Regions from separate parts of the Homo sapiens genome. Here region 1 is linked to region 2. Evidence: chromatin contacts called from ENCODE Hi-C or POLR2A ChIA-PET data. All regions are on one chromosome and are shown on one strand. Each heading gives the region's core, a stretch centred on a gene start or an enhancer-like site at or near the end of the contact. The rest is flanking DNA. Distances are from core to core; before and after follow the strand shown.

Region 1 (3,782 bases), core at 227-2,726, 130 kb before region 2:
TTCAGGGTCACAAAGCTCTGGCTGTTTTTTTCTTGACCTTTTATAGCCTTCTTCTCTGCCTGCTCCTCAAATACTGTGTATTTCTGGCCTTGTTAGACTTGTTTCTATCTTAACACATTTTCCCTGAGTGTTCTCATCTACTTCTAAGGTTTAATTTACCACGTACTGTATATCTCGAGAGCTCTCATATGATTATTTGGGCTCAATTTTTCTCCTATGTCAGTAATTTTTTCTCCTAGACTAGTACAGATATCTTTATTGGAATTCCTTTTCACAGGTATTTTTAACTTAATATGGCATTCAATGCAAAACTCATCTTTTTAAAAAATTCGGTCCAACTTTTATACTTTCATCTTAATTAACAGTACCACTCGTGCTGAAGCCAGAAACCTAAGACTTTTCTTAGAACTAACTCTCTCCCTCATCCTTCTCAGGGCATAAGCCACTAAATCCTAACTTGTTTCTCAAAATGTTTTGTGAGTCAGAACTATGCCTATCACCATTTCTTCTTTGGATTGTTTCAACTGCCTCCTCCCTGGCCTGTCAGCCACCAGCGTTTCTGGAGAATACTCCAATTTATCCTCAGCGCATGCCACCATTAACTTTTCTTTACAAAGACGTGAATTCTCTGCTTAAAAACATTTGCTAACTTTCCATGGTCTATAAAAAATAAATCCAAATTCTTTGTCTTGCAAGGTTCTTAACTATTTTTCTGGCTTCATGTTTCTATGACATCATCTCCCACCTATTCTATACTTAGGCCATACTGAATTTCCCAATTTAGTACCTTTACCCACGTATAGGTCTGAGATTCTGAGTCCTAAGTCTGCTATTAACAAGCACTGCCCTGATACTACTGCAAATGGGTCTCCACACCACACTTTGAGAAACACCGCTGTGGAGCCCATCACAGGGACAGTGCCTTATTTATCCTTGCTGAGCTAATGAGCTCTTGCCCGAGTCCACAACTAATAAGCATGTAAAAGGCGGCAGAGCGCCGTGGCAAAGGAGCACAAGAGAGCCCACAGGAGAGGATGGGATCACAGCACGTAATGATGTCCTGACCTCTGATCCAAAATAAAAACGGCTGCAAGTGAGTAAAGAGTTTCAAACTCGGGTAGTGTGGGCAGTGGAAAAGTCAAACGAAGAGTCAAGAATGTGCTCTGACGCCTCTCCCCCGGGCCCGACCCTTACCGTGCAGCAAGTGCTCAGTCTCCCGCAGCTCCCGCTCCTTCTCGTTCAGCAGTTTGATCACCGCCAGCAACTCGGGCCTCCTGACCTTCAAATGGGCTTCAGACCCCGCCTGGCGCTCGAGGAAGGTCCGCAAGGGCCCGCCCCGGGTGAACAGCTCCTCCAGCGGCGGGCTACCGGAGCTCAGGGGCCGGCGGGCTGGGCCAACGGCCCGGCGGGGCCAGAGCCACCGGGCAGCGCCCCACAGAACCCGGGACCGCATCCTTAGTCCGAGATCGCGGACCCTGACCGGAACCGGAAGTTCCGGACACAGCAGCCCTCGCGACAACACCCAGAATTTGGAGATAAGGGTGAGAGCGCACCAAGCCCCGCCCAGCGCAAGCGTTGCTTTTTAAAGGATTTTCCGGAAGCCTTGGCGGGAACTTCCTGCCAAGCGTGAGAACGCTGCGAACTTCCCGGAGGCCAAAAGTTGAGGGGGCTGAGCGGAGCGTGATTGGGGAGGGGCGGGCCTGGGAGACCTTGGGCGCCTCCTCTGAAAGCCTCTTGGTAGGTATCCGGTTGATGGGTGACGTGTTTGGCCGGAAAGGGAGAGCAGCAGATTGCCCCTCTGTTTTCTGATAGTGAGGATTTCTTTCCCATGCACTGAGTCGGGGCCTCCAGAGCCGCAGTGCAGGGCAGTCGAGGGTCCGCTGCAGGGCGGAGGTCACAGCCGCGCAAGTCGTCAGTCTCCGGTGCAGGGCTGCCGCTGAGTCTTCAAGAGCGAGTTTTATTATGGACAGGCGTGTGTTTATTCCTCCTCCTTTTTTCCTGCTTATGTTTCTCTTGTCCACGGTGGGTGAGGTTCGTGGTAATAAGGACTTGATAAGTGTATTATGAGATAACCACTGAATGAATTTGCACAATAGACGTGCGTGCCCTTCATCTGCCGCGTCATTTACTTGCTTTCAAAGGACTTTATTATTCACCTGCCCATTCATTTTCACTTAGTCCCACTTATCGTCAGCTTTTTAAAGAGGTGGAGTGATTCCGTGTTACAGCAACCTACAGCCCAACAAAGCCTTCAGATATCTGCCTCCAGGAGTCCAACCCTCATCCCTTTCCAAAGAACTGGTAGCGGATAGGTGCCAGCAATACCGACATTTATTGGCACAATGCTTTGCACTTTTCAAAAGACCTGTTCACAGCTCAACGGAGAAATAAATATGAGGGAATAAACACAACCAAGACAGTCCTGGGAATGCAAGGGCTAAACGCTCAATCTGAGAACTGCCACTACCTAACTGGTTTGGGCAGCGTCTACTAAGTGGTATTTCACTGTTGAGAGAGGTGATATATTAGAAGTACGAAACTTCTAATTTATTCATAAAAAATAAAATGGTAAAAAATGGGAACCCTTATCAAGGTTAAAATATCCTTAGGTCATCTAATCGAAACTGTTAAGTATAAACATTCTTAGAAAATAACGTTTGCATTGCCTCTCTCTTTTCATCTCTTAGCACGATAACAAATGCAGAGTGAGTGGAAGAATGAAATGACTCTTCAAACATCAGGAAGCAAAAATAGTTTTTTGCTACTTAAAGGCTCCACCTAATTATCTCAGTTCTTTTCACTTTGTGTATTCAAGCTACACAACTTTATACAATCGTTCTGCTGTTGAAACCCATTTTATTTTAATCCTGATCTGAGGATAGAACAGGACTGATCAGGATGTTTTTATCTCTATTAGAACAATTGTTTCCCAAGTCTGAACTTAACTTTGAATTTATCTTAACCATGGAAATGGTGAGAATCACTTGAACTCAACATGGTATATCTCTCAGTTGAGTTCTCAGAACATAAGTCATTTCAACAATATATTTTATTATTTATAAAAGGTGAAACATTTTAATAATTAAAACCTTATAGAACAATGTAAAGAATCTAGCCAGAATTTTATTTTCCCCCAAGTGCATAAGCAATTTAAGTAACACATAGAAGTGTACCTTTTATTCCTATAGTGTTATATACCAATGAGGAAACAGTAACTTTCTAAGGATACATTGTTGAATTCTTTATTAATTCAAAACATTTTAAGAAAGTCAGTGTAATGCATATGCATTTTACAATAACATCCATAGGTTTCCACAATCTAGTAAAATGAAAACAGCTGTATTTTGATTTACTTTGAAAACTCAAACCTATAGTTCGAGACTTCTGAATATTTTTACATTACTGTCATGCTCAAATTCTGTTACATGGTGAAAATTCTAGCATTTTCCAGAAGTATATTATTGTACATAGGTAAAATGATAAAATTGATTCTAGGAAGGGGGAAAAAAAAACCCAGAAAAACTTAAATTGGAGGAAACATAATCTGGATTATCTATTCAATTTGTGAATACCCACCGTTATTCTGGCATTGCAAAATAACCAAGTGTGGTGCCTCTTAAGTTGCATTCATGCATTCAAAACTTCTTTATTGTCCACTGATAAATATTGGTGGAGTACAATATATGGATATAGATTAAGTGTGATGAACATGGTAGTAAAAAATTATACACATTCGATATGTAATTTTACAAAACCAAACACATTGAATTCTTTTTAATATT
Region 2 (4,256 bases), core at 673-3,172:
GATAGGAGTGCTATAATGCATATTTCTTGGATAATACTCTCACTACAGAAGACTTCGGAAACAAGTACAATGTACTTTAAATGTTTCACGGTTTGCAAATTATTTCGTACACGCAGCGTCTGGCAGTTGTGAATCGAGGAGGAAAGCATTATTTTCCACTACACTAATAAAAATCAATTCTCACGTCTTCAATTAAATGATTTTCAGAAGGGTTCATCACCCGGAAAACCAGTATGTATGAACGCCGGAAATGCAGATGGCACCCAGCCTCAGAACTGCTTATTCTAGATGGGAACCAAACTAAGATTTCTCTTTATTATTTGTGAAAGCCATCCCACGCTGGAGAGAATCTCGCCGTAAAACAATTTAAGAAAAGAAAGAAATAACTCTGAAGAGTGTGAAGTTCTCCAGACAAATCTTATAGTGAATCTTTTGAAAGAAGCATTTATGGAAAGGTCAGGGGAGGTCAGGAGAGTTATGCCAGGAGCCAGGGTCAATCGTCCCCGGGCGACAGGGGTTCTCCCACGTGAACCGACGTCCCGGGCTCCGGGCGAGGCGCAGGGCTCAGGGCGCAGGGCGGGTCCCGTACGCAGGGCGGGCGCGCGGGCATCTTTGTGGCCAGGCGACCCCGGCTCGCTCTCCCGGAGCCCAGGGACTCCCGAGGCTGGCGCGGGCTGCCCGCGACAAGGTGCCAGCAGCCTCGGGCTCGCGAGGAGCAGCTCCCACCCGCGGCTTCCGAGTCCAGCTCTGTCCCTCCGCCATCCCCTAGTCCTCCGGCATTTATTCAGGGAGACAGGGAGGCAGAGAGAAGAGGAGAAAGCGGCCGTGTCTGCACCCAGCCTCTGCCGCAGCACTCGATGAGGGACAGCAGGGAGGCTGGCGGGGAGGCAGAGATTAAACTATGATTCCATCGATCACGGAAAGACCACCATCACCTACAGCAAAGGAGGCTCCGATGCGCCCACCCGGGCAGCGACTCGCGGTTGGTGGGCGTTCCTCGTCCTCGCCCCCTCGGTGGCTGTGGAATCCACCCCGCGCCGCACACGCCAGGACTCCCTTTCCTTTGACTAAGGGGAGGGGAAGGAACAAAAGAGACCCCCCACCCCCTATACATACATACACATACACACACACACACACACACACACACCCCTCCGGTATTTTACTGCTGGTCAAAGGATTCATTTTCGCAACCTCTTCTTCGAACACCTTCCCCACCTGAGCAGTGCATTTTCCCAAAGGTAAAGAGAGATAAGGGAGGAAACACAGCACCCAAGGTGATCAGTCGATTGGACACTGTTGATGGCACATTCTCCTCGTTCCCAACCAACCGCACAAAACCCGCAACACCTCGCGTCCCCGCGGGGTCTCCCGCGCCCCTGGCCCGGCCCTCCCGGCCGCCCCCAGCAGGCGCCCCGCTCTCCGCGGGAACTCTGGGACCTGGCCGAGCGTTCCCCGGCGGGCAGGACACTCGCCCGGTTCCCTGCAGCAGCTGAGGGCGGCGAGCGGACCGCGTCCAGGCAGCGACGCGGGATTCAACTTCCCGGACCCGCGGCGCGGCCCCCGCTCCCGCTCAGGGCGCCGCGGCCACAGCTGAGACCCCAGCGCCGCGCAGCCGCCCCCGCCGGGGCATGGGCGGTCGCGCTCTCCGCCCCCTCCTTCCTTCACCTCCCCCCTACCTTGAAAAAAATCCATCCATTGGTGCAAAGCAGACATTTTGATGTCATTTACTTAGCACCGCTTGTTTTGGAGGCAGCGTCTTACCCGGTCGCCTGGAGGTGTGGGCAGCGCGCCGATGGGTCCGGGGGAGCGGGGCTGGGCGGCTCGGTCCTCTAGCGGAGCCGGTTTGCTGCCATCCGCCCAACTTCAGCACCCAGCGGGCGAGGAGAGAGGGAGAGCGGCGAGGATGCAGAGGAGGGGGAGGGGGAGGAGGGAGCGGTGGGCGGGGAGGGAGCGAGAGCCGCTCGGCAGCGCGCATGCGCCTCGCGGGCCGGCGCAGCCCCTCGCCCGGCGCGGCCGGAGGGGCAGCTTCCCAGCCCCTGCGCGCGGCCGCGAGAGTCCCGGCCCCGCCCCCTCCCCGGGCGGCCCCCGGCCCCGCCCGACCTCGCGCGCTCGCCTGGGCGCGGCGCCCACCGTGCGGAGGGGCTCGGCCGGGACTCTCGGCTTCGGTGACGCCCGTCCGGAGCTTCGCGGGAGGCCCGGAGTCCCGAGAGCTTCCCTGGGTGACAGCGGCTCTCCGCCCGGGCCCCTGCAACTCCACTCGCCCGTAGCCCGCGCGCTGCTGTCCTGGGCTGCGCGGGAGCCTTGCACCCAGGAGCCGGCCTGCCAGGCACAGCAGCCTGCCTGCTCCGGGTCCCGGAGGAAGCATTCCCTGCGTGGGGGTTCAAGGAAGTGTGAAGTTAAGCAAGTTTTGCTTCCCGAAGGACTTTATGAAGCGTCCTTTACTTTATTGACTTCCTCGCCCAGAAAGAGGACCTTTTCTCCTAAGAATCAGTGCAGGTGCTCTCTGGCCTAGCCCATGCCAGCTGCCTCAGGCGCCCGGACCACTCGCTGGAGCAGAGTTTTGAGTGAGAAAAGCCGATGACAAGGCAAGAGTGGAGAATTATTAACGGAGGTGCTGATGCTTGGGGCCTAGAGCATCCTTAGGGGACAGCTTGGTAGTTACCAGGTCTGATAATCGTTCTGTGCCCAAGTGGAGCCCAGCTTGGTAGGGAAGGAGCTTGGGATACTTAATGCAACCCGAGCGCTAGATTGCATCTCCAATGATTAGACTAAAGTGTTTGTGCGGAGGAAGTGGAGAAGCAGTGTCTTGCTCTTCAGATACCACATCTGTGGGAAGAGGAGGGAGTTCCTGCAGGAGTGAATGGGCTTTTTTTTCTTACACCTAATTAAAACAGATTACTTGTAAATCTGTGTGAGTTCCCCTTCCTTGTGTGTTCATGTAAGCAAGCGTTGTGTTATTTCAGCCTACTGAACTCTCCTGTGCCTCCATCCTCATAGACTCACGGGTACTTGGGTTAAATATGTCTCAGGGCCTCCTCCAGGGCCTCCCATGGCTTTGAGTACTAGTGCTCTTCAAAGTGTCTTCATTTTTGTTGGATTTCACAGAAGTATTTGTCTTTGTCTTCCAGGCTGCTATAACAAAATACCATAGACTGGATGGCTTATAAACAACAGAAACTGATTTCTTACAGTTCTGGAGACTGGGAAGTCCAAGATCAAGATGTAGGCAGATACCTTATTTGGTGAGGGCCCAATTCCGAGCTCATGAACTGCTGACTCCTTGCTGTGTCTTCACGTGGTGGAAGTGAGCAAGGGAGCTCTCTGGGGTCTCTTTTATAAGGACACTAGTCCCATTCATGAGGGCTCCACCCTCATGACCTAACCACCTTCCAAGGGTTCCACCTCTTTATATCATCATCTTGAGGGTTAGAATGCGAACATACGAATTTTGGAGAGACAAACACGGCTAGTCCACTGCAGTATTGATTCGCGGTGGATAAAGATAAAAGTTCTTCACCAAAAATGATTTGAGCAGCGTTGAATCCTATATAACTTTCAGATTTATGTCTTCAGTCCTGTCCTGGCCTCACACAGAACTCTTATGTCCTTCACTACCTTTACATCTCCACTTGAGGAATAATTGTCGTAGCTGGTATTTATTGAACAATTACTACATGCTAGGTACAGATCTAAATTCTCCTCATATTTCGTATTCGTTGTTCACAACAACCCTACAAGGTAGATACTATTATTATCATGGTTAACAGGCATCTCAGAAGCGGAACTCCGGATATCCACCCCCTCCAAACCTGTTCCTCCTCAAATTGTTCTACTCTGTTGTTCATTCCAAAAATTTAGAAGTCATCCTCGTTTTGTTGCTTTCTTTCATCCCCGCACTCAATTAATTAGTCATGTTTTCTTCACCTCCAAAATATATTTCCAAGGTATCTACTTTGCTCCCTCTCTACTGCCATAACCTTAGTCCAAGCTATTGTCATCTCTCACCTGGGCAACCACAAAAGCCCCTATTCTGTCTGCTCATTTCTATCCTCCACAACCCCGAACAACACCCTCCTAATGAGAGGTGACAGCGTGCCGGCAGTCCTCACAGCCCTCGCTCGCTCTGGGCGCCTCCTCTGCCTGGACTCCCGCTTTGGCGGCACTTGAGGAGCCCTTCAGCCCACCGCTGCACTGTGGGAGCCCCTTTCTGGGCTGGCCAAGGCCAGAGCCGGCTCCCTCAGCTTGCAAGGAGG

What was found. Hi-C counts contacts between places; a loop is a spot of excess contacts on that map. ChIA-PET counts read pairs that join two places held with the same protein, here RNA polymerase II (POLR2A). Pooled maps may share reads with other maps.
Region 1: a map of posterior cingulate gyrus shows a loop between it and region 2 (5-fold over the local background). The contact joins the promoter of MTRF1L here to the promoter of RGS17 in region 2. A Hi-C loop is called at or near these places in 1 of 168 maps with a recorded cell type or tissue (posterior cingulate gyrus), 12 of 37 single-sample maps with no recorded cell type and 12 of 50 pooled maps. POLR2A ChIA-PET finds 5 or more read pairs at or near these places in 1 of 52 experiments (H1).

The regions. Positions count from the first base shown.
Region 1 is chr6:153,001,233-153,005,014 of GRCh38, forward strand. It overlaps MTRF1L (mitochondrial translation release factor 1 like), which reads right to left and starts at 1,477. Exons shown (of 7, transcript NM_019041.7): 1 at 1,195-1,477. The coding sequence starts at 1,453. RGS17 (regulator of G protein signaling 17) reads right to left here. Exons shown (of 5, transcript NM_012419.5): 5 at 3,227-3,782. RefSeq lists silencers at 1,225-1,284, 1,295-1,404 and enhancers at 1,634-2,634, 1,725-1,834.
Region 2 is chr6:153,129,360-153,133,615 of GRCh38, forward strand. RGS17 (regulator of G protein signaling 17) reads right to left here and starts at 1,923. Exons shown (of 5, transcript NM_012419.5): 1 at 1,765-1,923. RefSeq lists a silencer at 1,805-1,854.